2 separate regions of the Homo sapiens genome follow, and region 1 is linked to region 2. A link is an interaction called in ENCODE POLR2A ChIA-PET data of the cell type or tissue named here. Cell type or tissue: A673. All regions are shown on one strand. Each heading gives the region's core, and the rest is flanking DNA. Links, peaks and the distances in the headings are about the cores only.

Region 1 (16,245 bases), core at 4,015-12,014, 370 kb after region 2:
AAACAGGGAGCATTGTGCCTAACTCTGCGGTAAAAGAGAAGCAATGTGTGAGCTAAGGTTCAAAGTCGAAGTATGAATTTACCAAAGGATATGCAAAATGAGGTGAGAGGGGCTATAACAAGAGGAGGAAACAATGTGAGTAAAGTCACTAGGTACAAAAGGAAAAGGGGGCAGGTGGGAATAGCCGGCATTTCAATATGGCGGGGCCCATGACAAGTGGAGCAGTGGTACCAGATTAATGTACAGGAGAGCAGAAAGATGGGCAGCAGCCAGCCCACACGAGGCCAGGAGAGCTCTTCTAGGAAGATTGCATTGTTTGATGGTTTGGTAGACCACTAATTTTAGTTGATTCTAGATCTTGTTAATCTAGAGAAGATTCTAGTTAACTTGTATTTTTGTAAAATCACTCATGTAGAGTCCGCAACATGGAAGATATACCTAAGGGATTCCATCCCCCTCATTTCCTACCATTCTGCCTTTTCCAAAACTTACTCTAGTTCAATTAATGCAGCAAGTAGGAACTGTTTCTCTAGCCCAGGTATGCAAGAAACAGGCCTGTCCAAATTTTCATACAAGCCCCTTTTCTTAGGGAATCCAGGTTTTCCCTCCTTTTTTCCCAAGTTTCTAAGCTTCTATAGGGTGAGTACCTGAAAAATCTGATCGTTTTTACATTTTATCTGCTCCCCACGTATGTAAGGAACCTATTCTGTGCCTTTATGGATCCCCTAAAGCACCAGACTCATAGCAGACAATGAAACTGATCTCTACTGAACGAAATTATAGCATTACTCTTCCTTCATAAAATCTTGCCCTCCACTGAAGGCTTTGCACTTAGTAATTTTGCAAGGCTTCTGGGCCAACACTTAGGATATTCATCACCTGGGGATCCTGTTAAATTCCAATTCTAATTCAATGGGCCTGAGCTTCAGCATTTATTTCTAACAAGCCCCCAAGTGATACCAATGCTGCTGGTCCATGGATCACACGTTGAGTAACAGAGATTTGCATGCTATCATGTTCTATCTCTCCTGAGATATGGCTTCTCTATTATTTGGGGAATTAAAAAAAATCATTTACTTACATAATTTAAGAATATTAGCTCTTTGAAAGCAAATAATATGTCTTTCACACCCTTGCATCTCCATGTAAAGGTTAGCTACTCAGTAACTGATAGTTTATTCCAATTGATTTGCTGACCATGTGTTCCATGCTATTTTTAAGCCCTTAACTGGCTCTCAGCTATCCTCAGAATTCAGTGCAAAAACCTTAGATCATGCCAAACATGATCATGCCAAAAACCTGAGCCTGTTCACCCTCCAGTCTGACCTCCTGCTGCAAGCCCACGTCCAGCCTTGTGTCCCTGCCATCATATGTGGGAGCCTCTCTCATTCAGACGGGGGCTCCAGGGTAAGGGTCTGACAATTATGGAAGATATGGCTCATGTAGGACTCTGAGGAGTTATAGGAAGGATGGAAAATATGTCCAACTTCATTTCTTTGCCCTCAGCTTCTAGTCTGGATAAAGGGTTATCTGTAACTGAGACACAGGCATAACCTCTCTAAGCCTCAGAAGCAATGGGAAGCTGAGCCCTGAACCACGAGGACTGGGTAGGCATTTTCCCCATTCTTGAGGTCCTTTATTCTCTCTTCCCCAATTTGCTTCATCTGTGTGCCCGCTAATTTTTGCTTTGGTTTTGTTCTTCCATCCTGTGGTCTAATTTCTAATTACTTTTCTCCCCTTATGTTTTCATCTTCAATAATTGTGGGTTTTTCTCTCAGCATATCCATTTTTGGCCTTTGTTTCTCTTCCTGCATTACTTTCTCTTTTAAGATTTCCGTTCCTATCTCTTGTAAGTGGCTTTCCTTTTGCCTCCTGTGTGCAACTGCCCTTGTGGTAATCTGGCGCATGGTTGACAAAGGCCAGCTTCCCTTTGCTGACGGGCCAAGGTGTGTTCTTAGAATTTGGCTTTTGGGTTTATTCCCCTTGTACCAGCTAACATTCTATAAAATTGGATTTTGCAATTTCATGGCCTCCCCCATGCACACCATTGAGCATGTCTTTATCTCTTTCTCCATCTTAATTAAAGCCTGTTACACTCACATGCACAAATTAAAATGAATTTTACATACATTCTCTTCATAGTTGCTGGCGATTTGCATGTGAGCCTGGAAGTGAATGCCGTAGCGGAGGACATTACAGCCTGCAGCTGCTACCTGCTCCAGACACCTACATGGAGTTTGCTGACAGGCAGCCCAAGTGGTCTCAAGGCTGGAATCCTGACAAGCACCGCACCTGCTAAGGGAATTGATTTGATCAGAGCTTGTTTAGAGGCAAAGTGACAATAATGAAGATCTCTTCCCTTATCAGGTTACAGATTGCTCTCCCATAAGCCACCGGAAATCTAAAGACTCATCAGAAACTTAAGGGAAATTCTCACCCAGCTGCTTTCTCTCCTAAATGACTTGTCTACTGTTAGACTGATGGCTTAGGGCTTGGCATGAGGATTTCATCCAGATGTGGTGGGCTTCAGGCCCCAGCACATTCTTCCGTTTAAGTGGTGGCCTGAAACCTGCCATTGGAAGACATGAGGCGAGAATGTTTCCAAGCTCTTCAGAAGATATTAGCATATTGCTCAAATGTCCTTTTGGGCAGATTTTTGTGTTCCTTATGCGTTAGATTAGCATGCTAAGAATATGCTTTCTCATGAAGACTGAGAAGAGTTGACACCTTAGACAGGAATGGCCAGGCTCTGTTAAAGAAAGATGTTTGATGAGGTAGCTCAGCATATTAGCCTGGTTCCCAATCACAGGCCCAAATAAATAAGATGGAACCCAAAGGAATTCGGCTGTTGTCTGCCAAGCAGTTTGTCAAGGCAGCAAGCTTTATTTTTCAACCACACTGTCCTCAGGTAGAGACCATGATGCTTAGTGCATGCACCATTGACCTGCAAGTGTGAGAAAACGGGGAAACATCTAGGCAAAACTGGGAAGATTGCTAGATTCAAGGGGAAGGACAGTAGGAGGAAATGCCACCATTCCTCTAGAATTTGGATGCTTGCTGTGGACTATCACTTTGGAAAGAATCTTGACAATTGTATTAATTTTATAATAGTTTTCTGATGCATTAAAACCACCTTATAATTCAACACACCACTTGCATGTAGAAATTAAAATGTATTGATCCACAACTTTCTTCATGTTTCAGTTTAAGAGTGATTAAAGGAAGGAGCTGCATTTTTTTCTTTTATATCACTTTCCTGCAAAACGGGGAGAAAACAAACACAGGTGCTTTAAAATTTTCAAGGTGCAAACTAAATTACACGATGCCCAGGAGTGTGCAGTAGCATTTCTTTGTTTGAGCATGGAATAAAAGACAGATAATTAGGAAATTGGGAGTCTATTAATTTTCCAAATTTACTCATGCAAGAACCACTGAGCTATGGTGATATTTGCTTACCTCGTCATTATGCAAAAATATATTAGCTAATTATTTTGACTAATGCAATTAAGATATGCATATTTAGCATAAACCATACAATAGAAATGTTACAGTCAGCAATTGCTGAGTTGCGCTCATGGGTAACAGAGAGGCAAAAGTCCCTGCTCAGTCTCCAATGGTAAGCCACAAGATTGCTACAACTCTGCCTGCACTGTTATTATTAGTTTGGTTGCAGTAATTAATTTTCTTTACAGCATGACTAGGTGGCACAGCTAGCAGTGGTATTAATTTTTGTTATGAGACACCTGAAGATGTCAGCTTTTGAGCAGCAATGTTTGCACCTTTAATTGCCTTAATCAGTGGAAATGCAGTATCTTTTTCAGGGATCCAATTAAGAACGCTATTGTTATTTTTCTTTTCTCTCTAACCCTTACTAATGAATACAGGAGCTAGTAAAAGTTAAGGTGATTGCAGTAACTAAGAGGGGCATCTTCTGTTCTTAATCCAGGGAACCCACTGAGCCTTGAGCTCCTGAAAGAGAGAGCAAGGCTTTCGCGGAAACTTGTTGGGCTCCATCATCCCATAAACCCTTGCAACTCAAAGTGTGGCTAGTGGACCAGGCTGGGCCCACCTTCAGACCCTCTGAATCAGAATCCGCATCTTAATAAGATGCCCAGGTGATTAGCATGCTGTAGAAAGAGATTAAGATTTTTCTCAGCTCTCATTGTACCCTGGGTCAGCTGAGGATACCAGAAAAATGAAACAGGAAAGATGCCAGAATGAAAAGGCAAAGAGAGGAAAAGGTTTGGGAAAACAGTATAATGAGGATGGGGCCCCTACCTCACAGATTTGCTCAGAGTTGGGCCCCACAAGAGTCTCTTCCTGGGCTCTGGCATGATCTTGTCTAAGAATGTCAGCCAAGGCTTCCTAACTGTATACCCCCAACTCATGCCTCATGGCACATTCTCCACAAACTCCACCAGTCGGACCTAGATCTCTGGCTGCTCTTTGCTTCTTTCTCCCTTTGTTCTTGCACATCAAGAGTTACATGGGTCATGTTTGTTACAGTCTCTGTGTTACCAAGATTTTTACTTCCAAGAACGTTTCTGTCTAACTGGCCTAGAACTTATCTTGACTGGCTCTTCTCTCTCTGTCCACCCACATTTCATGGCATCTTATCCTACTAGAAAACACTACAGGGATCTTTTATCTCCACTCCTGGCCATAAGCTGGCTCTTCAGGTTACAAACAGGTACACCTGAAATCAAGGCCCTTTCATTTGTATCTCCATCCCATGTTCAGCTCCTGAAATTTTGTGTCCGCAGAGTCAAGCTAGGCTTATTAGCTTCTAAAATTTCTTAGGCCAGCACAGCTTAGGAATAGATGAGATGGTCATTAGCAACAGTGGAAGACAGATGCCTTTGCCAGTAGAAACAGCAGGACTGGCCAGGCGCAGTGGCTCATGCCTGTAATCCCAGCACTTTGGGAGGCCGAGGTGGGTGGATAACGAGGTCAGGAGATCGAGACCATCCTGGCTAACACGGTGAAACCCCGTCTCTACTAAAAATACAAAAACAAAATTAGCCAGGTGTGGTGGCATGCGCCTGTAGTCCCAGCTACTCTGGAGGCTGAGGCAGGAGAATGGCGTGAACCTTGGAGGTGGAGCTTGCAGTGAGCCAAGATTGCACCACTGCACTCCAGCCTGGGCAACAGAGCCAGACTCTGTCTCAAAAAAAAAAAAAAAAGAAAAGAAAAGAAAAGAAAAAGAAACAGCAGGACCAACAACTGAAACAGAAGCACTCTAACTTAGAGTATAGAAATGATTACCTTAGAAGCTCCTGTAGGGGCTGAATTGTGTGCTCTCAAAAAATTCATGTTGAATTCTTAATCCAAGTACCTCAGAATGTCTCTTTATTTGAGACAGGTTCTTTACAGAGATGATTCAGTTGAAATGAGCTCATTAGGGTGGTCCCTAATCCAATATGACTGACTGGTGTCCTAACAAGAGGAAGTTTGAACACAGGCAAGTACAAGACAAGGGTGGACATGATGGGAAACACAGGGAGAAGAGGACAGCCATCTATAAGCCAAGGAGAGAGGCCTGGAGCAGATCCTTCCCTTACAGCCCACAGAAGGAACCAAACTTGCTGACACCTTCATCTTAGATTTCTGTCCCCTAGAACTGTGAGACCATGAGTGTATAAATTTGTTTAAGCCATCCAATCATGGCACTTTGTTAAGTGGGACTTAGAAACTCATACAGCTCCTTAAAAAAAAAACAAACATAAAATTTTGTCCATATATTTATCCCCTGATGGCATCTAACATCACAGCAGGTGTCACATAGTAGTTGCTCAATAAATATTCATTGAGTGAGTGAATAGATGAATAAATGGACACATGAATGAATGAATGATTTAAAGAACCATTCTCAGGTCTTTAAGTTAAGATCTGTCTTCTTTATTTGCGCCTGATTCTGTGGAATTTCTGTGATATGTGCCTTTCATTCCAAGGGGAAATGAAAGTTGATCCTTGAGCAAACACCCTAGAGAAAAGCACTGGTAGCCTTGGGCTTCTCTTTCCAGCCACAAGGGGCTTTTAGTTGGTCCTTCAAGGAGTTTCCAATGTCTCAAAGAGCATGAGTCAGCAGGGTGGCACACATATTTGTTTTCACATATTAGTCATATATTTGATAGAGTGTACAGCAAATGTATGTGATAACATAAAATATATTTTAAAATTACAAATTTGGACAGCTGTCATGACATTTGAAAGAGTACTTTAAAAATACTGCTACATCCATTTTTAAATGCCATGCCAAATGGCTAAATTTGTCAGCCTTTCCATATTTTTTATATTTGCTTGTTTGTTTTGATTTTTGAAAAGGAACTCACCAGGTAATTTCTGGGCAGCTGGTCAATAGTCATGAAAACCCTGCTTTGTAAAAGTTAAATAAAAAGTGAGTCTAAAATGAACCCTGCCCAACTCCACCCAGCGTGTCCTATTTAACAGACTACTTTGGGCAAAACGGCCAAGAAACTATCAGGAACTAAGTGGGAGATTTAGCAAACTTGAGGTTGGCAGAACAACGAGAAAGCACAATTTGGGGTTCAGGAATTGGCATTTCAAACCCTGTGTGCTTGTAATGAAGTTGACACATGCCCCATCCAAGGGAGGGACAGGGCTGCTTTGCTCCTGTCAATTTTTGCCGTGAAGAAGTACAGACCCAGACAAGGAAACCCAAAAATGCAAACTTTGAAAAAAAGTCCCATATTTTCAATTATAAATTTTTAAGAACACTGCACAAAGCCAAATGAAGCATGTCAAGAGGCCACATGTGGCCTATCACCTGTCATTTTTCAACCTTTGTACTACTCTATGTTCAAAAATATTTCAGGCCAAAGAGAAACCATACTGGTTTCTCACCACATACCTATTCTAAGGAATTTGGCTTTTGGAGCTTAGATGTGAAACTCCCTTATAAACTTATTACTTACACACACACACACACACACACACACACACGTATTTACTTGATATTATATACATATAAATGTATTTAAACAGTAAAATTGCCATAGTAGGAGAAACAAACATTGGCACAGATAATCTGCCATATTATGGGATTTTGTTTATTGTTGGTTTTTACCAGCAATTGCAAGATGTGTCTTTCTGATTTTATTCAGATCAAATGAAAGTCTTTAAATTGGTTTGCTTTGTCTGAGCTTCTAAGAGCAGAGAGGGAGGAGTTGAAGTCCACATGTGTGATGGTGGCAGAAGGAAGATTGCCCAGAACAGGAAATTTGCCTCGGATCACCAAGTGTCAACGGTAGAGTGGCAGCGTTAAGTTGTCCTTTGGAATTGAGCTAATCCTTAAACTTAGTGCATATCCAAAACATTAGCTATCTGCTGTCAGGCCTTTATGTGCCACATGCTGAGTTAATTAACACAGAGACACTTGATACTGGAACCCTCCAGAGGGGAAAACAGAAAGCAGCCCAGGCCTGAGAACAGACAGAGCCCTTGGGGGGATGGAAAACACGGGGGTCTGTTCAGGTTTTATTTCTTTCTGCTCTTGTGATACAAGGTCAATGGGTTAGTCAATCCCATTTCTGTTCCATTATTGTCTGTTGTAATTCCCAGGAAGACATCTTCTATGAATAATGAAGCCTTACTGCATTCTGAAAATTAAACATCAAAACTACCAACATTCCCTCCATGATGGTCAAAGAGAAAAGTTCGATGGAAAACCGACTTGCCCTATAAGACAGCAGCTCTCTCTTTAGAACCCATTACAAAAACAATGAGAGCAGTTTCTGCTCAAAATTTCATTCTTATAAATGTATTTATGTAGATCTATTTACATAATTCCATGGAAAACACACCCAACGTTTTCTATTTTTACACTGTGGTGAATGTGTGTGCACACACAAAGATTTCTTGTAGTCTTAGGGGCTAGATAATAGAGAAAAACATTCTATCATTCATCCACTTCTAGAATGCTGCAGGCAGGGTCTGTCTTGGAGGCTCATGCCTAGGAGTCATGGCGTAGTGTGGGATGAAATATCTTTACAGGAAAGACAAGTGGAGACTAATGGCAAGTACTTTAGTAATACTATGAAGGCAAAGAAACCTCGTCTTGACTAGCTAGTAGCAATGGGAATGGAGAAGAGGGGAATAGAAAGAGGATACCCTAAATGAGAAAGAAATAAGACTTAGAAAACAACAAAATACAAAGCCAATGTGTCGCTGAGGTTTCAGGCATGGATGCTGAGGATGTCAGTGCTGGGAGAGAGGGAGCAAGAGTGGCTGGTGGAAAAGAGATGGTCTCCCATGGTGGTTGGTCACCAGCTTTGGAATAAGACTAACAACTCTTGTTAGACATGCAACCCCAGGGAATTCCTTACACTCTTTAAACTGCTGATTCCTTAACTATATATACTATAAATGATGACATCTTCACAGGGTGGTCATAGAAGGATGAAAAGAGGAAAAGAACATATCAGAGGCACTAGAGTATAGCACTAAACAGCATTGATGGGAGTCGACAAATTTCTTTCCCCTTAATAATCATGTAGCCTTGGGAAAGTTATTCAGGGTCTCCAGGCCTCACTTTCCCCTTGTGTGAAATGAAAATGATAATAACAGTGCCTACTTCATTAGTTCGTTGTGGGGATGAAATAAGACAATATATGTAAATCACTCTAAACAGCGATTGGTATGTAGCAACTACTCAGCATGCATTAGCTATTATGAGGTAGCGTGCTTAGCACAGTACCTGGGACAAAATAAGAGCTCAATGAACAATAGTATGATCGTGCTGATGCTGACGGTGTACGTGGTTTTGACAAATAGAGCTGTAACAGGACATCAGGAAGAAAAAGGCCACTCAACCGAGATATGGAAATGAGGAAAGAGCCTCAGAATAGCAATGACAAACAACGTCCCATCCCATCCAGAGGCCTCCCAGTTCGGGAGACACAATTTGGATGGCCACACTTGTGCCATCACCCTCAGCCTTGGCACTTCTCAGACACAGGCTACAGACTGGGCATCCTAGAAACACATGAAGCACCACGGTGCAATAATGGAGAAGCAGCTCAGACTCCCCGCCACCTGCCCTGCGTGACATCACGGTGCTCACCTCTCCGCAGCCTTTCCTACAACTCACCCCACAACACCCCGTCATTGCTACTGCCATGATTTTGGCTAATTTTGCATTAGCCATGTGGACTGTCGGATGGTTTCTGCTGTATTTTGTTGCCCTTTCAAATATTTCTTAAATAGAAGATTGTACCATCTGGTGGGCAATCTGCCTGTGTGCTATCTCACCTATCCCAGCGTGGATTCCAGTCCTATTAGGGAAGGAGCGAGGGAGAGAGGAGAAGCTGTTTGCTAGCGAGCTGCCTCTGTCCGCCGGCAGCCCACTGTCACGGGTCTCCTCCCTCTCTCCTTGTGGCCTGGTTCTGCGTGCACAGCAGTCAGTTTCTGTTGCTGAGTATGTTTCTCCCACTCACTCCACACCCTGGCTATTACTCATGGGGCTGCAGGGAGCAGATGCCTCCATAGATAGACCTCTCCGACCTGTGCTGACATTTTACCTACCTAAGCATGGAATGGTGGTGCTGCTGCACTTCCAAAGTGGGAGGGAGAGTGGCCAGGACTCAGTTAAACTCCACACGCCTCCCTACATCTCTCCCTTACATCACACATCTCTACTCCACCAAGTCAAAAAATTGATTGAATGTGCTCAGAATTCTAATGGTACCTAAAGAATGAAAACACCCACAGGTATTTTATGAAAAAAAATATAGGGGTGTGTGTGTGTGTTTTTTATATATATATATCCCATACAATTTACAGAACTTAACAGAGGCTTACAGCATATTTAGCTTTTATTCTACCACAGGGAAGGGAACACCAATTGTGCATGGGGAAAATGCAGATTTGATGTTTTGGGTTTAGAAGATGATGCTATTAACAGTCACATCAAGATGTCAGAACATTATCTGGCAAACTTTTTTGGTGGGAACAAAAACAACTTCCTGCTTTTTTCCATCTGGGGGTGAGTAATAGGCTCATGGCAAATCTCAAATAATTGTCAAGTATGGCAATTGTTGAGTGGTCACCAATGGGAAAGCTATACCCCGGAGGCCTAGGGTTGGACTCCGCCCCTCCCTTCTACTACATGCGTGACCTTGGGCAAATTACATAACCTCAGTTTTCTCATCTGTAAAATGAGTGTAATAAGTAATCGTACCTACCTGACAGAGTTGTTTGATTCAAAAATCCTTATAGAGCTGCATCTATGCCAGAAACTCTTCTGAGTACCTTACAAATCAGCCAAATAGCTCCCCCTTCTCCTAAATGGAATCCTGGCACAGGCCCAGGGCCCATTCTGGAGAATGAGAGAAAGAAAGAAACTAAGAAAAAGTGACATCCAGAGAAAGCAAAAGGTCCAAAATAGCACAGAGGGAAAAAAGAGCAACCCATGGAATTATAATTAATCAGTTGGCCAATCATTCAAGTATCTCTGCAGAAGAGGTTCCCCTCGGTGGCAGACACTGTTGGTCCCTGTCTGTGTGCCCTCACCCCTAGCACTTCAGTGCAGTCCAGGCTGATTTCTAGCTGCCAACTCCTGGATTCTTTTATCAGGCCTTTTGGTGACACTATAGCCATTTTGCCTGCCCTTGCAGATGTCTGCAAGACCTAAGGAACCAACAACCCCAGGAGTGTGCTAACCAATGAGAGGCAGGATTTGGTGATTAAATACCAAGGGCACTCTCATTTCACTGACAGGTTAACTTTGAAAAATGTGTTTTTCACTGGCTCCCAGAGTTAACTGCTCCAGGTATACACAGTGGTACCTGGCTCAATAACACACCATCTATAATGCATCCTGTACTGGCTGCCTTCTTTTTATGTCTCGCCTTTGTGCTCTACTACCTTCACATCCCAAATAAATGACTTGCATGTGAATCCTTGACTCAGAGTTTAATTCTGTGGGAACTCAGAATAAGACACCCCTAACCCAATGGATAACTAATATTGGGCCAGATTGCTCTCAAATGCCAAATGTCAGAAAACCATAGTGCAACATTTCTGAATGTTTGAAGAGAATGATTTGGGACCCACGAATTTAATTTTCAGCCAAGATGTCATTCGCACGTGACAATAACAGAAATTCATTCCCAACTAAGATCTTTAAAGAGGTGAATCAAAAAAACTAAAAAATGAGGAATCTGTGATATTTGATGATTTCTAATCCTAACCAGACACCCTTCTCACTGTTCACATTTTTACTAATACTTTCTCATCTGGGAAATTTTTAAAAATCATTTTTCTTATGCTTCATGTTTTTGAACCCATTGTTCAAAGAATGACCTCCAGATTGGAATTCCTCATTTGAGCAGGTTGTGATGGTAATAAAAATAGGTGACCTATAACAAATGCTAAGAGCTAGTCACTGTGCTAAGGTGCTTCAAATGCAGTATCTCACTTAATTCTCACAATGATTTGATGAAGTGAATAGTAGTAATATCCCAAAGCAGGAAATGGAGTCACACACACATTAATTTCCCCAAGATGAAACAGCCTACAAGTGGCTAAATGAATTCAGACACTGCAGCCTGGCTTCACGATTCCTTCCCTTAATCATTATGCTCACCTATTATGATCCTTTAGGGGAATTCTCAAATAAAAGCTCCAGTTTACTCTCCTATTCTATCATGGAACATTACAAACGAGGACTGTGTTGGGGACCAGAAGATATTAGCAATTGTTTACCCCCATCTTTCATTTAAGTACTTCTAATACAATATAGGGGGAAGTTTGTGTTGACCAAAAAGATGATCTTATGCTGGGTTATAAGCTCTTTTCAAGAGGAACCTGAAAATGGCAGCCAGGCAGATGAGTGGCTCTCACTCTGGAACAGTGCTGTCCAATTGAACTTTCTGTGATGATAAAAATGTTCTAAGTCTACGCTGTCCACATGTACTGTTGAGTGCTTGAAATGTGCCTAGTGAAAACTGCAGACTTGAATGTTTAATTTACATAATTTTACTTGATAAAATTTAAATGCAAGAAGCACCATGTGGCTGAGGACGAGCAGTGTACACCACACAGCACAGCTCTAGAACCCTGAGGCTCAGGAAGGGCTTCCAAGCCCATCACCAGCATCCTCAATTTGCATGGCATCAACTACAGAAACTCTGACAGTAACAAAAGAGTGGGGCAGAAAAGTTGTTCCAACAATCATGAAATAGGAGGTGGACCCTCTCCAAAGTGCTTATGGCTTTTAGGAAACACACCCACACACTCCTGTCTCACCGATTTTCATAACTTTTCTCCCAAGATGATACTAGTGCTACCAGTAATATCTCTGGAAATGCCCCCAATGCAATGGTTTCCAAGCCACATTCTTCACCCTAGAGCCTGCCACAGTGTTTCAGAGGCTCTACAAACATTTAATTTGAATTGCACTTTTAAATATGTTTAGCCACTCTTAAACAGTAAACTAAAACATTCAAGTGATGTGAACAAATTTGATACTTCTACCTATAGCCTGATGCTATCAGGTTAATTTGTTTTTATGCCAACTTTATAGACCCTCTTCTGTGGTCATCTCCTGGGCAATGGAGAATATTCTAAAGTTACAAAGTAAAATGTCATTACAAAACAAAAACCTTACCATTTCCCTCTACTTACATGTATGAATCAGAATTTTCTCCATACTTTGTAACCAAAACAAACAAAAAAACATAAGTAGAGAGGGAGGAATTGGGTAATGAGGCTCTTATAATGTGGCAGCAGTTATCACAATTTCAACTTTTTTGTGCAACCAAACATCCTGAGAATTCTCTTTGAGTGCCTTTTAAATAAATTAATTTTAAAATTATACTTGCATAATTTGTAAATTACAAAACAAATTTGAGGTATTCAAATGTTGCTTTTGCTACTTTGTATACTTATGTGCCAAGTAATGTTTTATTTGGAAAATAAAATGTTTCATTGCTTAACGAAAGAGTTTGAAAACCAATAGGTATAAAGATGAGGTGTCCAGTAAATGCTAAGTGGACCACCTCACTTCTCTATTGAAGGATTCTTTCCATTCACCCCTCTTGAGGTATGTCTGTCCTGGTTGAGGTAGGATAGAGAAGTGATAATATATTAAATTTCAACCCCACTAGGAGACAGGCCATGTGATACTAATTAGCAACATCTTGTCAGTGATGCTGAATCCAAGCATGGAGGACTTTATTTGACCTTATAAAGAGTCTGACTGTGTGTGGCCATTCAGCATCTTCAGGAAGGGTGCATCTTAAATACTAGCAGACTATTACTAAAAATCAACAGCACCCACCCCATGGACAGAGTGCCGAAATGCCTGTGAGTTGTTGCTAGGAGAAGGACTTTGTCTAACGATGCCTCTCTCTCATCCTGCTTATTTCTACTTCCTTACCTTTAGAACTAATTTTCCTCTCGGGACCATACCCAATTTCAGTGCCTGCCTGAAATTTTTACATTGATGAATAACTGTGACAATTGTTGTTGCATTTTTAAACATACACAAAAAGTGAGGCCAGCAACATTGAGACTGCAGTTGGATATCAATATTTTAAAGTACTACACGTTCCAACCGGGACTTCATCTGGTGGATGTCTGTGAAAATCAAGAACTGATTGGAAAATGCCACTGGTAAAGAACTTGAGAGTGAGGATCCAGAAGGATGCAATAGAGACCCCCAGGAGGGAAATACACTTAACTATGGTTCATCTGTGTGAGCAAACCCTCCAACAGGATTATTTCTTCTGCTTATTTGATCCTTGTCCACACTTGCTTATTGTAGGATAATTTCTCTAACCACCTTTTCTCCCACAACGCCCTGAAAAAAAAGAAAAAGGGAAAAAAGCCTGCTTTATTTTACAGCTAATTTGCTGTAAGCACATAGCCCAGCTGCTCACAATGAAGTAAAAGAGGAAATGGGAACAGAGGGAACCTTCTAATGAAGGAGGGTGGGGGAGCAGCAAGGAGATGGAAGAATAGGCTAGGTGCTATTTGTATGATTAAAGGCAAGCAAAAAAACAGGCATAAGCAGATATGTTCATCTTGAGCCTAGGAAGAGAGAAAATAAAAAATAAAAATTACTGAAGAGCAAATAATTTGTTCAATATGGTGTTTTAACTGGCCAAAAGAAATCTCTCCCACCTTTCTGTTATATGAAGTTGTGTTTCGGATGTTGCTCTTGAATGTGTGTTATTATTGGTCCATTGTTTGTAGACAGGAGATAATTCTAAAATCAGATATTAAAATTTGCAATTCTGTAAGGAAGGAAAGTACAGAGAGGTGGATTTGATTGATACAATGCAGAAAGATTTAAATGAAATAATTTAGGGACCATTGGGAAAATGGCATCCTAAATTTCTGTGTTAGCAGGCTGCAAGCTTCGTTCTTACAAAATATTTATTTTTAAAAAATAGTAATGATCACATTCTTTATTGCATCCTCCATCCTCTCCTCTTTCTGCCAACTCAGCATTCACACCCTCCCCATCAGCAAGACCTCCCCTGACTCTTTCCCCTGGAGACCACATCAGAAGGGATCATGTTTTATACTTGTGTACTTTTTCAAGCTGCAGAATATGATATTCATATGGAAATGAATTTTCTGAAATTTTAGCCCTCGTTCTTTAATAGTGTAACCCGTTGTGGGGGGAGGGGAAGGACAGCTTATGAGCCAGAGGAGAAAATAAATAGGTTTAATATTCAGCTTTATATAAATGTACTGAATTGGTCTGTATGATAATAGTGCCAAAATAATTAATTTGAGTCTGGCCCTTCTCATTTGTTAGGGAGAGCAGGTTGCTGTGGTCTAAGGCCTCTGTGAAACCATAAAAGAATCGGCCCATCATCACTTTCAGCTCAGGGCTCCTCTTGTGTCTTCCCCTGGTGAAGGCTGAGGCCTCATTTCCTCTGGCCCAGCTGGGGGTTCTGTTTGGCTGGCCTCAGAATCCTCATTCTGAGAATTGTTTCAGCACCAAGGGAGCTTCTTGTCCCACCTCATATCCTGTAGCATTTTTTTTTTTTTTTTTTTGCCTGCTGATCTTCAGAAGAAACTAACATTTGTAGTTGCTATTTGATCACAGTGAAAAGGAATTCCTCATGCCTAGGTTTTAATTCCACTTAGTAACCTGGAATAATGTTTTAAACCTCATGGTTGCTGACAACTCTTGCAGAACACTAGTGAACAGAGCACTCACCTTGGCACAACGAGATAAGAAAAAGTCCCCTGAAATCTGAAAATAAATAATAGAAAACTAACATGGACTCTATAAAACTAATACAGCTTTGGGCAGCCTACATGCCCAAATAGACACTCGCAAATCGGCATACAGGACATCCCTAGATCCAAGTCCAGGAATGAGAAAATAATACAATAATTTTTAAAAAGCCAAAAATATACTTCTCTTAGATTTGAAAAACTTTGAGCTTTCACAATGGAAATTTATTTTTAAAGAACAGTCATTGATGGAGAAGAGGGAAAGACTAAAACTTGTTTTGGAGCTTAATAAAATGTAGATGGGGGGTCAGGAGAAGGATAAGTTATTCTGTTTTTTTAGTTTGCTGTCTATAATTTTCTTGTTTTGTTTCTTTTCTTTTCTTTTTTCTTTTCTTTTTTTCTTTTTTTTGAGACGGAGTTTCTCTCTGTTGCCCAGGCTGCAGTGAAGTGACACAATCTCAGCTCACTGCAACCTCTGCCTCCAGGTTTCAAGTGATTCCCTTGCCTCAGCCTCCTGAGTAGCTGGGACTACAGGTGCCAGCCACCACATTCAGCTGATTTTTGTGTTTTTGGTAGAGATGAGGTTTCACCATGTTGGCCAGGCTGGTCCCAAACTCTTGACCTCAGGTGATCCACCCGACTCGGACTCCCAAAGTGCTAGGATTACAGGCGTGAGCCACTGCACCTGGCTGCTGTCTAATTTTCTCAGCACTCGGGCACCTGAAACTCTCTCAGTGTACTTGCCCAAATGGTAATGGACCCCTTCTATATACATGAGCAGGAGAGCTGGAAAAATGCTACAATCTAATAAGGAAGGGGACAACAGAGCACTAGATAACTGTGAAAGGAATGAGGAATTGCTCTCTGTAATATCAGGGAGTGATCTCTAGGATATATTTTATTGAGTGAAAAAAGTTAAGTGAAGAAAAGGGCAGTTGGCGACTGTGTATCTAAGTAATGGGAAGAGGAAATGTAGCTATAAATAACTATACAGTCATGCATCACTTGATGACAGAGATGTGTTCTGAG
Region 2 (16,245 bases), core at 5,159-13,158:
ATCCTGAAAGTAGCAAGGTGAGTAGGGGTACTTTGCCTCTGCAAAGGGACATCTTTGCAACTTAACATAGTTTTCATCTCTAAACACTGGGCTGCTTTAGGGGGCCTGAAGCAACATGGAGATTTGCTTGATGAACATACTGCAGACACAGGAGCTAAATGGTATTTATTAGGTTTGCTCGTCCCTCCTATATAAGCAAGTAATCACATGCTGATGCCAGAGGGTTCAAGGATGAATGAAGTCTAGAAACTGACAGGACATAAATAGTTAACAGTAAAACCTTGGGCCCTCTCTGAACCTTTCAAGGCAGCCAGTAAATTGAAAGCAGCAGCGAGAAAACAGAGCCACTTCTGCACACCCATGGAAACAGTCAAGCTGCCACAATTTGCACAAGGTGCAAGTAACAGATCAGCCTTCCAGAGGACCCGGTACACGCTGCACATTGCGGCGGTCTCACCTCGGTCACAGAGCCTCTGCCTCACAGCTGGGCTGAAGGAATTAGCTTGCATACCAGAATATTAATGTCAGCATCTTTTATCACATGGGTTGGAGATTTGCAACCATTTGAAAAAACCACCAACTCTGCTTGTGATTATCTGTGATTTAGAGAAAGGGGCAAAGTTATCATTTAAAAAAAAGTCTGTCATCAAATCTGTTGATGGCAGCCTCTGTATAAGAAAATGTCACTAAAAGCACTTGGAATGCTTTCTTACTTATAAGCTATCATAACAATGTAAAATTAAAACCAAAAAATAAAAACCACCCAAAATTCTAGAAGGTGCTTTAAAAAGAGAATGAAAGGGATGCTTCACCACTTCTACCCCCCGCCCCCCACAAATCCAACTGGCTATGAATTGGATATCAGTGTAGGCAGAGACACATCATAAAATATTTTTGGATTGTGTGGTGCTATTTGGTATATATTGCCTATCTTGTTAGGATTGGGTAACAGTCCAAACAGGAAGACTCAGGGAAAGGTGGGGAGTAATGGTATAGGATTAAACTGGGGGTAAGTTAGGACTCAGGACTCACTTCCCGCCTTGCTTCCTGCCATGGTCAGGACTCAGGGCAGCAGAAACCAACAAAGTCCAACAGAGAGAAGCCAACTTAGAAACTGGACAAGGTATTCTTCAGGCATGAAATATCTCCTACTTTTGGGACACAGATAATTAAGAACCCAGCCTCAGGTCTTTCAAGTTCTTACTTTTCTGTCACCAAATCCCAAAGTCAAAGCAATTTCTCCCTATACTTCACAGATGCTGTCCAAGGTTGCATCAAAGTCAACAAGAAATGTGTTCTCTGTCTTCTGACAGTGACCATTGTGAGATAGCAGGATGTTCTCATCATACACTCAGTGATGGTAAAAGTCTGTGCTGATAAAACCTATTACAACACAACTATCGTGGAATTTTTTTTTTTTTTTTTTGAGACGGAGTCTTGCTCTGTTGCCAGGCTGGAGTGTAGTGGTGCAATCTCGGCTCACTGCAGCCTCTGTCTCCCGGGTTGAAATGATTCTCCCGCCTCAGCCTCCTGAGTAGCTGGGACTACAGGCACGTGCCACCACACCCCACTAATTTTTGTATTTTTCATAGAGACCGGGTTTCATTATGTTGGCCAGGATGATCTCAATCTCTTGACCTTGTGATCCGCCTGCCTTGGCCTCCCAAAGTGCTGGGATTACAGGCATGAGCCACCACGCCCAGCCTGAAATTTTCTTTAAAAAAAAAGACTTGAAAATAAAATTCCACTACAACTTGTCTCACATGAATAATTTTTGTCTTAAGATCTTAACCTAGATAAATCATTTCCTTAAATACTTCTTAAAGTGAGATGTTTAGTGCCTATCATGGTATATGTCTTAATTGAATCCCTCTCCAACTGCCTTTGTCCTCTTTAGGGATCTCTGCTCTCTCTTATTTGTTACTCATGTTTTTTTAATGTACTAATAACTGAAGCTATGTTCTGCCTTACCTCACCTGACACTGGAGAATGCCTGCATCAGCACATACTCACCTTTTTCCCATCTACAAAAGACAGCAGCTCTGTACACTGCAATTCCCTGTGATGTGCTCAAATTATAGGCTGTGTCACTAAGAGGCAAGTCAACCCTAGTCTCATAATGACACACCATTGTGTGTTGGCATTGTGGTTTAGAACTCTTCCCTGCCTGATCTTCCACCATGTCAGTCAATATTCATTAGCCAAATGTAAACTGAGTGTCTATTGTACACTCGATGGCAGGCAACAGATGATATTCATCTCCATGCTGGTAACACGGTAACATGGAGTCAAATAATATCTAGTGCCCACCATCAGAGAGTGTTAGGTAAAGACAGACACAGAAACAGTTGATCTTAGTGTCATGGTAGTGACATGCACAAATGTTATACAGTGTATGCTGTAATGCCTGGTTGAAAAGCTTCGCTGTAGAGATTAATGGGACTCTGCTGATCTGGCTGTTGAAATGTTCCTGGATCCTTTTGCTCTTCCTCATCCTTCCCTTTCACCTTGTATAGCTCAGTCCCAAAATTTACTGAGTCAAATGGTTTTCTGTCTTTAAACTCCAAATTCCACCCATCACTCTGGACAGTTGACTCATCTTATACTTTGCTAAACAATTCCAAGACTCCCTACCAAGATCCCATGCCTTTCCTTCTCTCTACACCCAATAATCTCTTGGACTTCAGCTATCTTCATATCCTTCAGGCCTCCACGGTAGGACATCTGCTCTTTCCAAGGCTAATTCCTACTGATTTCATTGAGTTCTGCCTCCTTCTCTAAAAGCTCACTGTTCAACTAACTCCCATCTCTCCAGTGTTGTCAATCAGTCTCTCTCTGTCACTTTTTTTTTAAACATGTATGTCTCCCTTAACCTAAAAATATCCTCTCATGTGCGGAGGGTTTTTTAAAACAATGATTTAGATTTTTTCTTCCCATCTTACTATGGCAGGTGCATATTATGCCTCTTAAAGGCTCCCAATGTTGTGCCCATACATGCATATTTTTTAAAGAAAAGATGAATAAATGAATTCCATAAGCTACCTGTAGTTACATAATAATGGTCTAGTGGTGATATAGTAAATAGTGTATAAATTTGGGGCTCAGTATTGTATTCTACATATCATATAAATGACCTTAGAAAAGTTACTTGAATTTTCTCTGCCACAATTTCCTCATCTGTGCAATAGGGATAATGACATTTATCTCACAGATATGTCCATGAAGATCAACTGAGATGACAGATCTAAATTACTTGACATAGTCTTTTTGTCACAGAGTGAATTCCCATAAATGCTAGTTCATGCTACTTGGATTTCAGGAAATAATAGTTCACATAGACTAAATAAAGGCCAAAGTTATAGTAGTTATAAAGCAGTTACAGAGACTACTCTGGCTAAAGTATCATATTTGTTTAAGATATTAGAGCAATACTGGTCAACACATAAGTGACCAATTTACATACAGATATATCATTTTAGCATATATTCAATGAAGTAACATTTTATAATACATTCTTTTGTCTGGGGATTCTTTTGTAGAAAGAGGCAGAGTGAATGATTGAAGCACATTGTTGTTTAATTGAAAATACTACTTTCACCTTATGCAAAACAGAGGCACATTAAATCACTACCTTCAAAAAATGTAAATTCCAGGTCAGTAGAGTCATTTGGGGACAATTGATGCTTTATAGGTCTGGATAAAGAGGAGATGTCTACTCCTATTTCCAGGAAAAATAACATTTCTAAAAGACTGCCATAAGCTCTCATCTGCAAAATTTCATCGATTTGGGACTTTGTCCTTAGGGTAAAAGTAGACTCTTGTTCTCTCTGTTAAGGTGATAACCAAAAAACAGTAGGCCCATATGAAAAGGAGGCATATTTAACATCTTAACAAAGTACATGGTTTTTAAGCAAGGGGCATTGTATATATTTTCATAAAACAACATATTTGCAATGGTAGCATAGGCAGGCATTCTTCAGGCCGAATCTCTATTTCCTTCTCTTACAGCCTTGATTCCCTCCAGGCAGCACATGGTTAAATACATTCCAGTTACTACAGGATTTTGAAACTTAAGAACAGGAAAGCAAAACGAGTAAGAAAGCAAATAAAGAAATACTCTATAAGTCAACCTTTCTTCTTCTATCTCTATACATCATTTCTCCCATACAACCATCTAAATTATTTTAGATTCAGTCAAGGTTAGACAACAAAGTTTAATGAGTCCTCTTGTGAATTGAAAAGTGCCTACCACTTAAATGTATTGAATCTCAGGGCTTCTGTCATTCCCTGATCTGGTCCATAATTGGCCAAAAAGAAATTATTGACACTAGTACTGAGGTCGTTTCTATAAAAATATGAAATCTTATGCATGTAATTTATGTTTGCACAAATCTACTTTTTTAAAAAAGTATCTTATTTATTTATTTTATGAAGAAATACCCACCACCAGAGAGGCAAATGACCTCTTTGTCGTCAAGTCTCACTATTCTCTGTAAAGTCTGTAATGCTTTCCTTGTATAGAATAAAGATCATAGACTTCAGGGAAACATGCTACGTCAATGAAGGCCTTTATTGTATTGTTTCTTTCCTTCTCTTTTGTTCCTTTCCATTTTTTAATATAAATTAACCCTCTCTTCCTTTATCTTGCATGTTTGGATTCTTAACTAGATCATTAACTTTTCAGAAGACAGAAGACAGCAGCCAATATCTACCTCTAACTGACATTCATTTACAGCAAAGACATACTCTGCAAAGAGCAAGACTCCAACACATTGATTCTGTCTCTTGTCTTTTCCATCTATATTGGAAACACCTACGTTTCACTTCTTATTTCTGGAGCCACATTGACTGTGGTCCTGTTGTGGATCTCTATGGATATAGGGGGAAGATATTTCTGAAAGTGATGGAGGGAGATGTCTCTGCCTATTCTTCCCATTAGCCTCCAGCATCACCTACCCCATATGATACAATGTGACATCCAAATGTCCTTGAGGGAACATCAAAATCTATAAAGGCTAGATGTGTGATAGAACATGAAACACAATGGTGTACAAAATGAGCTATACAAATTGTGAATTCAACATCACAATCTTTTGTTCCATTAAAAAATGCTAATTTTTCTTCAAGATAGGGATTACAAATAAAGGTTTATACCATCTTGTGGCAAGTCTACTGCTACTACATAGACCAGCGGTCTCCAACATTTTTGGCACCAGTGACTGGTTTTGTGGAAGACAATTTTTCCACAGACCAGGGTGGGGGATGGTTTTGAGATGATTCAAGCACATTACATGTATTGTACACTTTATTTCTATTATTAGTACATTGTAATAAATAATGAAATAATTACACAACTCACCATAATGTAGAATCAGTGGGAGCCCTGAGCTTGTTTTCCTGCAACTAGACGGTTCCATCTGGGGGTGATGGGAGACAGTGACAGATCATCAGGCATTAGATTCTCATAAGGAGCATGCAGCCTAGATCCTTCCCATGTGCAGTTCAAAACAGGGTTTGTGCTCCTATGAGAATCTAATGCTGCCACTGATCTGACGGAGGCAGAGCTCAGGCTGTAATGCCAGTGATGGGGAGCAGCTGTAAATACAGGTGAAGCTTTGCTCGCTTGCCCACTACTCACCTCCTGCTGTGTAGCCCAGTTCCTAACAGGCCACAGACCAGCACTGGTCCATGATCCAGGGGTTGGGGACCCCTGACATAGACTGTTTCTTTGCCTCCTCCCAGCCATTTCAGCCATGCTATGTCCCTGTGTAAGATAAATGATTTTAGATAGTAACAAGATTATTTTTTAATTTTCCAGAAAAAAGCATCATCCTCATTTCCCATTTCTTTGTTAATCAGGCAGTGAATAACCTGTGGAAAGATTATGCCAATAAGTGACTCTACTAGATCAAGAATTAAATTTTTTTTCCCTTAATAAGCAATTGGGTCTTAGTAAATTCACAAACTGGAATCAAATATCATGGCAAGTTGCTAGCATACTTTACGGTTTATTCATTATTTAATACATCTCATCGAATTTTGGAGCTGGGAGAGAGTTTGAGAAGTCTAGTGAAGTCTTCTGGCCTCAGGGAAGACACTCAGAAATAATTTCAAACATAGGAAGACAAATAATTGCTGATGTGACTCTGCATGGGCTAAAATGGCAAGCACATGGCACTCCAGCCCAGTCAACCTCATAGATACCTGTTCTTTCCTCCCCATCACTATGTACATTTCAACCTATTTTAGAAGGAAATTTATTTCATTTCCTTCTAAAGGAATGTATTTCTTTTTACAAAGCTTTTCTTTGATGTTTCAACATATTGTTTTCTTCCAGATTAAAAAAAAGTTTCATCTTTGTAAATTGTAGGGCCTTTTTACTTGCCTTTCTGTTGTTACCCTTCTCTTAACTATAAATGCTTTGTTTATTTGCATTTGTCTTCATAGTTTGTTTGCTTGGCCTGGTCCTTCTACGAGTTATTTAAAAATATATTGATTTTGAAATATTACTTCTACTCCTTAAAAAAAAAGTAATGCAATCACATTCAGGAAGGCATAAAAAATGGAGAAGAAAAATAAAATTAGCAAGGGTCTCACCATGGTAGGAAAATCCCTGCTATTGTTCCGATATACTCCTTTCCTGTCTTTTTACCAATACAAAATTTTGTATTGCTTATAGTCAGAATTTTTCTGCTCTTTACAGTCTGTATTATAGCAAAAGCATTTTTAAGTTTTTGTTAGTCTTCATAATCATCAAATTTTAAATCATCTCGTTGAACAGCTTTAACATTCTTCTATTTTATGACATTTAAGCGCTGTTTCTATATTTTGTGATTCTACATAATGCTGTAATGAACAATCCTATACATTTACTTAAGATTATTTCCTTAGAATCAGTTTCTCAAGATATTTGCATATCTTGATAATTTGCAAATATCAAGATATTTGCATATAAAATGCATAAATATTTGAGGATTTTAATATGCATTGCCAAATTTCTTTGTAAAAGATTTGTATCCATTCAGATACAATTCAGAGTGAAACAACAATATTTGGAACTATACATTTCTTCTGACCCTCACCATCAAAGTCTATTATACGCTTTTAAAAATTGAAATTTAACAGACCAAAACAATGCATCATTTTTAAAAGTTTAGATTTCTTTTGTTTGTAGTAAGAATAAATATTTTTCGTTATAACTCTTTTCCTTTGTGAATTATCTTTTCTCTGTATTTGTCTATCTATTGACTAGTCATTTTAGGCATTTAAAAATATCTGCTTTCAGTTTTTTAAGAAACCTGAAATGCAGGTACCAGGTCTTATAACTTGAATGCATCTGGTTTTTTCCCCCTATTTTTCAACTTCCACCATGTCCCCTAATTTTAGTTTACTGTAATTCGAAATATTCATTCTGATTTTCAAGACAGCACAGTTTTTCTCTTTTTAAGGAGCTTTACTTCTTTCATGATTTCACTTTGCTGATTTAGTCTCATGTAGTAATTTTGGGTTTTGGCATTATTCTTCAGAAACTTGGCCTGTTGTAGTTCTCATCCACAGTATAGTGCTTGCTCGAGTCTAGGATCACCTCCTAATTAGTTTAACCATGGATTGCCAATCTAGAGTGGCCTGCCAGTCTGATTTCTGTCCCCACTCGTTAATGGAAAGCCCTTTAAGACTGTATAGAATTTAAAAACCTTGTAATTTAGCAGATTTCCTCTTCGTCCCATGACACATCCTCCAGAGTGTTGGGATGATAAAATAATAGGAAGAGCACAAGGCTGGTGAACGTGATTTTGTTTTCTTGGCCACAGACTTTTCATTCCCAAGGTATAACACTCATGTCTGTTAGCTAAGCTCTGGAAAGAAATAATCAGAAACAGGTGATGGCCTCGAAAACATCATGGAATCAGTTCCTGAGCAATTGACTGCTCTCCAAAATGATGCCCGGGGCATGTTTAAGGGAAATTCAAAAGAGTATAAATGTGGCAAGCAGTTCCAAGTCATGTCTGGGGCAAAAGAGGTATCACAGTGCGATATAGAATATTGATTAGGGTGAGCAACAGAACAGGATCTGTGATTTCAAGACTTGCAGGTCATATTGGTATGACAGCCTCCTAACTTCTTAAGCTAGGGTTGTATTATTCTCTACCCTTTGGTCAGTCTCCTAAGAGATGGTCACTGTTTTCTTTTATCCACTTTAAACATGTAAGACGCAACAGGGTTGAGGAGAGAGTGTGGGCTTTGTGACCAAACAGACCTGTATATTCATGAGCAAATGACTTAATGTGTTTAAGACTCAACATCTTCAACTGTAAAATGGAAACATTAGAAATATACTTGTCCAGGTTATTGTGAACATTAGAAGTAGTGTGTAAAATGTCTGGCTCAGATCTTAGCAAATGGTGGGTTTCCATAAATGATATTCTGGCTGCTGTTGCTGTTTTTATTAGTGTATAGGGTTAATCTTGAGCTGTGACCTTGTTATACATCAGAAATTACCCTTTGGAGAGCTGAGCTGAGATCCAAGTGTGTAGAAACTGCTAATTCATACTGCAGTGCTTTTGGCTGGGAGTGGGAAAAAATATTAATCATTCCCACATCAGTGCTGCTTTCTTCAGGGAAAAAATACTTTTGGGTTTTTTTGTATTTTCACTGTATTATATTTTTGCAGGATGTGTAACGTTGATTATAGTAGAAAGGGGAAAGAGAAATTTGCAATATTGCTATTTAGCTATTTGCGGGAGTTAAGAAGGCACAGTGACGGTTTCATTAACCTTTGTACTCCCTGGAAATCATGATAGTGCTATCCGTAATCCAAAAAGTGATACACAGTATCATTTAGCTAAAGGAAATATTCATTTACCATCTATAAACTAGATCTACCCTAAGGATCAAAGTCTTATTTATTAAATTAGAAAACAGACTTGAAAAAGTACTTAAATTCATGATCAAATTCCCCTCCCCACTACTTGGCTAACTTTTAAAATAAATAGAATGCACTAGGAAAGTAATAAGAAAGAAAAGTCATGGATCAATGATTTCAGCCTGATAGTGTAGGCCCCCATATAAAGGGAATGTTCAAACATCCCTTGCCATCACCTCTAAAGATATAAAGCACTGCAAGAAATTCCAGTCGACAATGACTGAAAATAGATTGGCAACCATAAATTAAAATTAAGGAGTTTAAATATGATTTAAAATCATTTAATCTTGATGATTTATGCTGGTTCTCAGAGGCAATTGTTGACTAACACTTATGTTTATTGCTCTTTTGACTTTTTTAAATTACGGTAAACCCAAAATTCAATTATACTCTCTAGTATATATTTCGAGCAATAGTATTGTAAATAAAAAGATAGCCAATTAATAATGTGCCTAGTCTAGCAAAGCTAAATCAAGTATAATACAAAACATGGTGTAACTTGATAGAAATTTGAAAGCTGCAGAAAAGATCCCGTCTGCTTATGCTGGAAAATCTGAAGGTTGGAAATGATGATCACTTTTTCTTTTTAAAAAATTGAAGAGCTCTTTAATAAATGACTTCTAACAGGTTATATAAGTTATAACTTTCTAAGTTTAGAGGTGATTAAAAATATATATATTTGAAAACTGCAACTTTCTAATCAATAATCAAGTTGTGATTTTTAAGCAAAACTCTATTGTTTTGTGGGCTTATCTCCTTTAACATCTCCCACTGGCATATGCTTTGAGAATGATATAGGCCGATCCAGCTGTGTTTTGGGTTCCTTAAACATCTCACACTATTCCTCAAATGTTTGGGGTTTGAGAAAACCCCAAATGCATTTGGCCAAGCACATTTTCTCTTGATTTTTAAACACATGTGGGTTTTATGAGAAATTTAATCCATGTGTTTTTGATTCCTTTACACTTAACTCATCAAAATGTTGTTGTGTAAGGTCTCTTTGATGTCCAAGAAGCTTTTGGAGTTTCTGCTTTTTTTTTTTTTTTTAATGGGATACTTTAATCCTTTTTTCTTAGAAACAGGAAGTTGCACGATGCCAAGAAAAAATAAATGCCTACAAAATACGGTGGTGTTTGAGCATTTTAAAACCCTAGGGTTCAATTTGGTTCAGAATTTGACTGACATAAGTCTCCTGGTCATTAATTTCTTGTTAAATTTGTTGCTTCTTGGAGGTTTTTGAAACAATAAAAAGTTATGTTTTGCTTCAGGAGAAAAGATAAAGGTGGTAAAAAATCACAGAGGGTTTTTAAATGGATGGTGACATACTATAAATGAAGTTAGCATTTTAACCTCTCTGTGTCTACTAAAAGAGGCTCTGTAAATTGAGGATTAAGTATGCCTTGCTCTATATGCCACATCCGGGCCTGGAGAAAGGGTTACAGTGAAAGGAAAAACTCACTCAAAATGTCAAAATAGGGTTGAGCTTAGCTTTCCCAAATGTTGGGAAACAAGTGCATGAGCTTTAATAGCATTTGTAATTCAATGTGTCACAAAGAAATTAGAAAAATGTCACATATACATATATAAATGGGGGGTTATAAAATGAGAAGTGTGTGGACAAAGGAAGGCGTCATGGTGGATTTCTGTGAAATAATAATAATTGTACTTGCCTTCTAGAATGGCCATGAAGTTTAAATTAGTTAATGCCTATAGCATACTTAAGACAGTGCCTGGCACATTGTAGGTGCTCAGTAGGTACGGCTAATTTTATTGTTCAGAGTCAGACTAAATCTAGGTTTGATTCCAGCTCCAGGAGTTATTGTAACCTTGAACAAGTCCCTTCTTTCCTCAACCTCAGTGTCCTCCTCTTTCAGAAGTCCTCTAAGAATTACTGTGAGGTTTATGCGAACATGATATAGCACCTAGGGGTCTTTTATGCATGAATACATGAAATATCACCTGTTTTCTTATGAGGAAGGAATAAGCCCAAAGTCACAGAATTGTGAATCATTGACCAAGGGTTTGAACTCAGTTCTTCTGTTACATAGTCCATGTTCATGCTATTGCTTTTTAAGAAAACAGGTAACACCTCATAAAAATAGAAAGAAAGATCAAGAAATAGAAAGCTGATGGTTTTGCAAGAACTGTCAGGGGCCAATACCTTAATATAAGACCTGCCATTACTTCTTTCTTTGAGGGTCATCCATTTGAAATGTGACAGTCTTTCCAGAATCATGAAGTTAGACCATGTTGAAGCAAAGAAAAGAGTTGTGTTTATGAAAGACAATTTTTCTGGTGACATGGTCTCCATTTTGCCAGTTCTGAGCCTAGACAAGCTGGAACAGAAAGCCTAGGAGTCTTTTTCTGGGTTCTCTTAGTTTGCTCCCTCTTTTGTAAAGCTCATATTTGAGATTAGATGTTAGAATTTAATGCTAGGGGCAAGGAGGACAGATAGACACTATTATTATAGAGACCTTGTTATCTCTCCAATAATATTGTGAAATTGAGGAAATACGTCTCATTAAAATCATTAGCTTCAGCCCATTCTATTAACATCATCAGAATTCGTCTACCAATTAAAATGACAAAAATTTTATCTTACAACGTCTGGAAGTTATCACAAATCATCAGTGCCTCCAGTTCACTGATCCAGGAGACTGGAATAGCAGTGGAGGTCAACAAATACCTAAATAATTTGTGTATTTTACTAGTTACCTGCCTATGAGGTAGATAAGAATTAGCTAAGATTACCTGCCTATCAGATAACTAAGAAATACACAACTCGTTTAGCTATAATCAATTTGTTAAGTAAACAGAGCGGGAAATACTGGCATTTCACATCTCTATGGCCAATTTAAGATCAACCAGATATGAAATTAATAATGTAAATTGATGAGAATTTTTTCTCAAACTACAAAATTATTACTTTGTATTGTACTTTCAAAAACATCTTTTGGGCAAAGTGAGTGGGCCTGTATTATGTTTTATTGGGAAGAAATCTATGCTTATGTTGCGTTTTTGCTTATACTTTGCACAAATCCGTAGACAAAACGATAGTATTATTTTCATTGTAGGTTCCATGAATGATAATGTGGAAGAATAACGTACTATAAATTATTGATAAACAATATGATAGATCGTAGATTTTCAACCAAATTCTCACACTGTTAGCCGTATTTGCTATTTATATATTTATTTAAATAATAGCAACTTTTATTGAACAATTGACATTTAACAGGTACTGTTCTTGGTATATTACAGAAATTAATTCATTAAATCTGCACATGTGGATATTATTATTATTTTCATTTTACAGATGAACATTAACAAAATAGAGTTGCAGGTTAAATTACTTGCCCAAGATTACTCAGCTGGTAAGTGGCAGTGCCTGGAATACAAAGCTTTTACCTAACATATGGATTATTTGAAAGGGTCACCCATTCTATGACTCTTGGGTTATAAGCATAGCTTTCCTCCTTCGCATAGGTTGGCCCTCCATGGATATATGGTATAGAGTCCTTGGGGTAGTGTCTGTGTTTATTTAATCTTTGTGTCACCAAAGGACTAAGCAAGTTTCTTGTCCACAGCTGTTAGTAAGTACCAAATCTCACTTTCTTTTTTTTCAAATGAAAATGTGTCTCTACATTCAGTAAATCTGACCATAAAGAGTGTTTTGCAGAAACATGATGTCCACAGATTTTAATAAGTCATTGAGAGGGTCAAAAGAGCAGACCATTGTCAGCCATCTGGGAGAGGGAGCAAAGAATTCTTCTAAGGTTTGTGCCCAGGGAAAGCCTGGACAGCATGCCTTGGAAATGAATGAATAAACTGAGCCCAGAGCCTTGAATTACGTGGTACTGCAACTTTTCATGATGCTTCTCATCATACTTCTAACCAAACAAACCAAAGATGCAAGTCCTCTCCAGAAAGCCTTACTACAGTATTGAAAACTCAACTCCAGACTCAGTTAAAAAAAAGGCAAGAGAAAAAAAACTAAGGCAACAGGAAGACTAGGTAATTGTCATGCTTCATGGTATAGAAAGCCTTAGAACTTATTTAGTGGTTAATTTCTTTCACTACACTTTTTATTTTGAATAATTTTAGATTTATAGGAAAGTTGCTAAGATAGTATAGACAGCTGCTGTATACCCTTCACCTAGTGTTCCCTAATGCTTAAAATCTTATGTAACCATGATTGGTAAAGTTGTCAAAAGCTAAGACATTGACATTGGTACAATACTTCTGTGGTTTGGATCTTTGTCTCCTCCAAACCTCATGTTGAAATTTGATCTGCAGTGTTGGAGGTGGAGCCTATAAGGGAAGTGTTTGGGTTATGCAGATGAATCCTTCATAAATAGATTAATGCCCTACCTACGTGGAGGTAGGGGTGAGTGAGTTTTCACTCTATTAGTTCCCAAGGGAGCTGATTGTTAAAAAGAGCCTGGCACCTTCCACTCCTCATTCTTTCCTCCCTCTCACCCTGTGATCTCTGCACACTCTGGCTCTCCTTCACTTTCTGCCAGGGGTGGAAGTAGCTTGAGGCCTTCACCAGATAACCAATCTTGAACATTTCTAGACATCAAAATCATGACCCAAATAAATCTTCTTTTCTTTATAAATTACTCAGTCTCAAGTATTCCTTTATAGCAACACCAAATGGATTAAGACAAATACTATGTACTTAACTACAGACTTTATTTGGTTTTCACCCGTTTTCCCACTCATATCCTTTTTTGGTTCCTGGTCTAATACAGGAGACCACACAGCACTTACCTATCTCATCTTCTAGTCTTCTCTAACCTGTGACATTTTGTGCATCTTTTCTTTTTCATCAGTTGCGTCAACTTTTAAATAAACGGGAGTTCTTAGATTAAACTGTTTTATGTGTATGTGTATGTGTGTGCATATACACAGAATGGTCAGGGATAGTTCTCTGGAGGTGACACTGAAGCAGAGACCTAAGTTTAAATGAGAAGAACCAAAGGATGAAAAGATCTAGGAAAGAATTCCAAGTACAGTGGGCAGCAAATACAAAGGCCCTAAGGCTGGAAGGCAGGAAGAAGTGTGATGTGTTCAAGAGTCATGGAAATCCAGGATGGCTGGAGTGGAGTGGCAAGAGGGTAAATGATGGGGAAGAGATTGAAGAGGTTCAACAGGTAGCTAGGGCCATATCTTGTATGGCTTGGAGACCATGGTGCAAATGTAATATTGGTAAAATGATAGAGGCAGGAGGCAGAAAAATTCTAGGTAGACAGGGACGGGTCCGTGGCAAAACCCCGTCTTCAAGCCCCAAAACCTGAAACCTGTGGCTCAAAGTGAGAAGTTCTATCTCTGTTCCCTCATTCAAATGTTGCCTTTTCCTGAACTACCCAGGGCCCGCCTACCCCATCCTGTGCCTATAAAGACCCCAAACTCAGCTGGCAGAGAGGAGAAGCAGCCAGACATTGGGAAGAAGCAGTTGAACATTAAAGAGAGGAAGCTTGAGTTCGGAAGAGAGAGGCAGATAGGCAGCTTGACTTCAGGGGAGAGCGACCTTCCCTTCCCATCCTCTTTCCAGCTCCCTTCACCACTGATAGCCATTTTTATCACTGGACAATATTCTTCACATTCACCATCCTTCCATTTGTCCATATGACCTCATTCCTCTTGGGCACTGGACAAGAATTCAGGACACACTGGGTGCAGGTCACCAAAAAGGCTGTCACCCTGCCTTTGCCCTTGCTGGCAGAAGGCAGCCACCCCATGTGACAAGGCAGGGGGCCCACTGAGTTGATAACACACTGCTCTCTGCAAACAGCAGAGATAAGAGAGCACTGTAACATGCCCTCTGGGCCTTGGGGTCAGAGGCATCCCTGCCTGGACACTGCTGTGGGGCCTGCGTAGTGTTTACACCTACAGGTGCCAAAGTTCCTGCACTCTCTCACTCCAGTTCCTGCACTCATTTGCTCACATGCTCCCTCCCATGAGGGGTAGACAGAGGCAGGCTGAGTAAATGAGGCACCCCTGTTGCTAGTCCCACAAAGGGTCAAGAAAATATCTTGCATCAATATCTTTTCCAGAAGATTCCCTTTGTGCCTTTTACAATAGAAAAAAATAATTCTCCAAAAATTAACTGTAGGTGGAATTAAACCGTGACTACACATATTTAGATATTTCTCTGACCACCAGTACCAATCCATGCTCATTCTTGAGAAGTTAAACAGATACCTGGCTGCCTTCTGAGACTGTCCAGCAATACTTGCTTTTCCATGTGAGGACCCATCTGAACAAGCTAAAAGGAGTAGCCAATATTGTATAGCTCTCTAGGTACTTGATGATCTATTAGCTGTTACATCTTTCATTCCCCCTAGAAACCATTTCTCCACCTTAATCTACCTCCACCTCCATTGCTCCACCAATCAAATTTATGCAAGTTACCAAATATGATAACATTAAAGTGAATCATATAATTATTTTCATGATCTGAAGAAAAGATTGTATCCTTGTAAGAGAAGGGTAAGAAAGTATATAGTCTCAGAATGATTATTTTCTCTCCAAATTCCTTCCTTAAAGTGGCTTGTGCAATCTCTTGATTTTCTTCTGTTGAGCTATACAGTTCATCATCTGAACACCACTCTGTCATTGGACCCTTGTCTTATATATGATAGACAACAAAAGAGTGGTTTGTGAGCCATCGGTGTTGTTGCTTCTGCAAAAGCTGTTGTATAAATAAAATTGGAAAATTTCAAAAGCAATAAGTAAAACTTCAGCCACCTCTCTCAATAGAGCTCTTCAAATCTTCTGTCATCCACAAAAATAAAGGGTATAAATTGGAATTGATTTTTTATGAAGCCTTCATAAAAATAAATATAAACATTTAGAAACATCTGTTGGATGGCTCAAGAATTGTATTTTTATTATTTTTGAAAGAGTTCACCTTTAAAGATCTGGGACCAATTAAATCTGACAATGTATAAAATCAATCAGACATATAGATACACAAAATGGGAAAGGATCATCACAAATGTGCTTTTCTTGTTGATCTTAGGCAACTTCAGCTTTTCACTGCATAGCACAGTAGGTACTACCATGGGCTTTAGAGATATACAGTCCTGGTTTTACCTCCTGGATCTGCCACTTATTCGCTCTGTGACCTTGGATAAGTTACTGAAACGTTTCTAATCTTCAGTTTATAGATTTTTAAAATGGAAATAATAATATTTCTACCATCTAGAATGATTGTGAAGATTAAATGAGATAATTTACATCAAGGGTTTAACATATTTTAAATGAGTTTAACTCATTTTAAATGGTCAATAAAAGTTAACTATTAACATTATTAT

Evidence for each region. Peaks named below come from ENCODE experiments on the same cell type or tissue, not always from the same donor. Only the 100,000 strongest peaks of a DNase experiment are listed, where the experiment ranks them.
Region 1: POLR2A ChIA-PET joins it to region 2 with 5 read pairs; 1 of 35 experiments calls an interaction of 5 or more read pairs at or near these places.

The regions. Positions count from the first base shown.
Region 1 is chr18:56,293,085-56,309,329 of GRCh38, forward strand. No RefSeq gene overlaps it. Among named protein-coding and RNA genes, the nearest start is that of LINC03069, 110 kb to the left of the region's middle. In A673, for the core only: a CTCF peak has its summit at 6,057; a DNase peak (open chromatin) is centred at 7,297.
Region 2 is chr18:55,918,149-55,934,393 of GRCh38, forward strand. It overlaps LINC01416 (long intergenic non-protein coding RNA 1416), which reads right to left and starts at 2,051. Exons shown (of 4, transcript NR_110755.1): 1 at 2,014-2,051. In A673, for the core only: no CTCF peak of the experiment used is centred there; DNase peaks (open chromatin) are centred at 9,943 and 10,353; H3K27ac peaks cover 829 bases.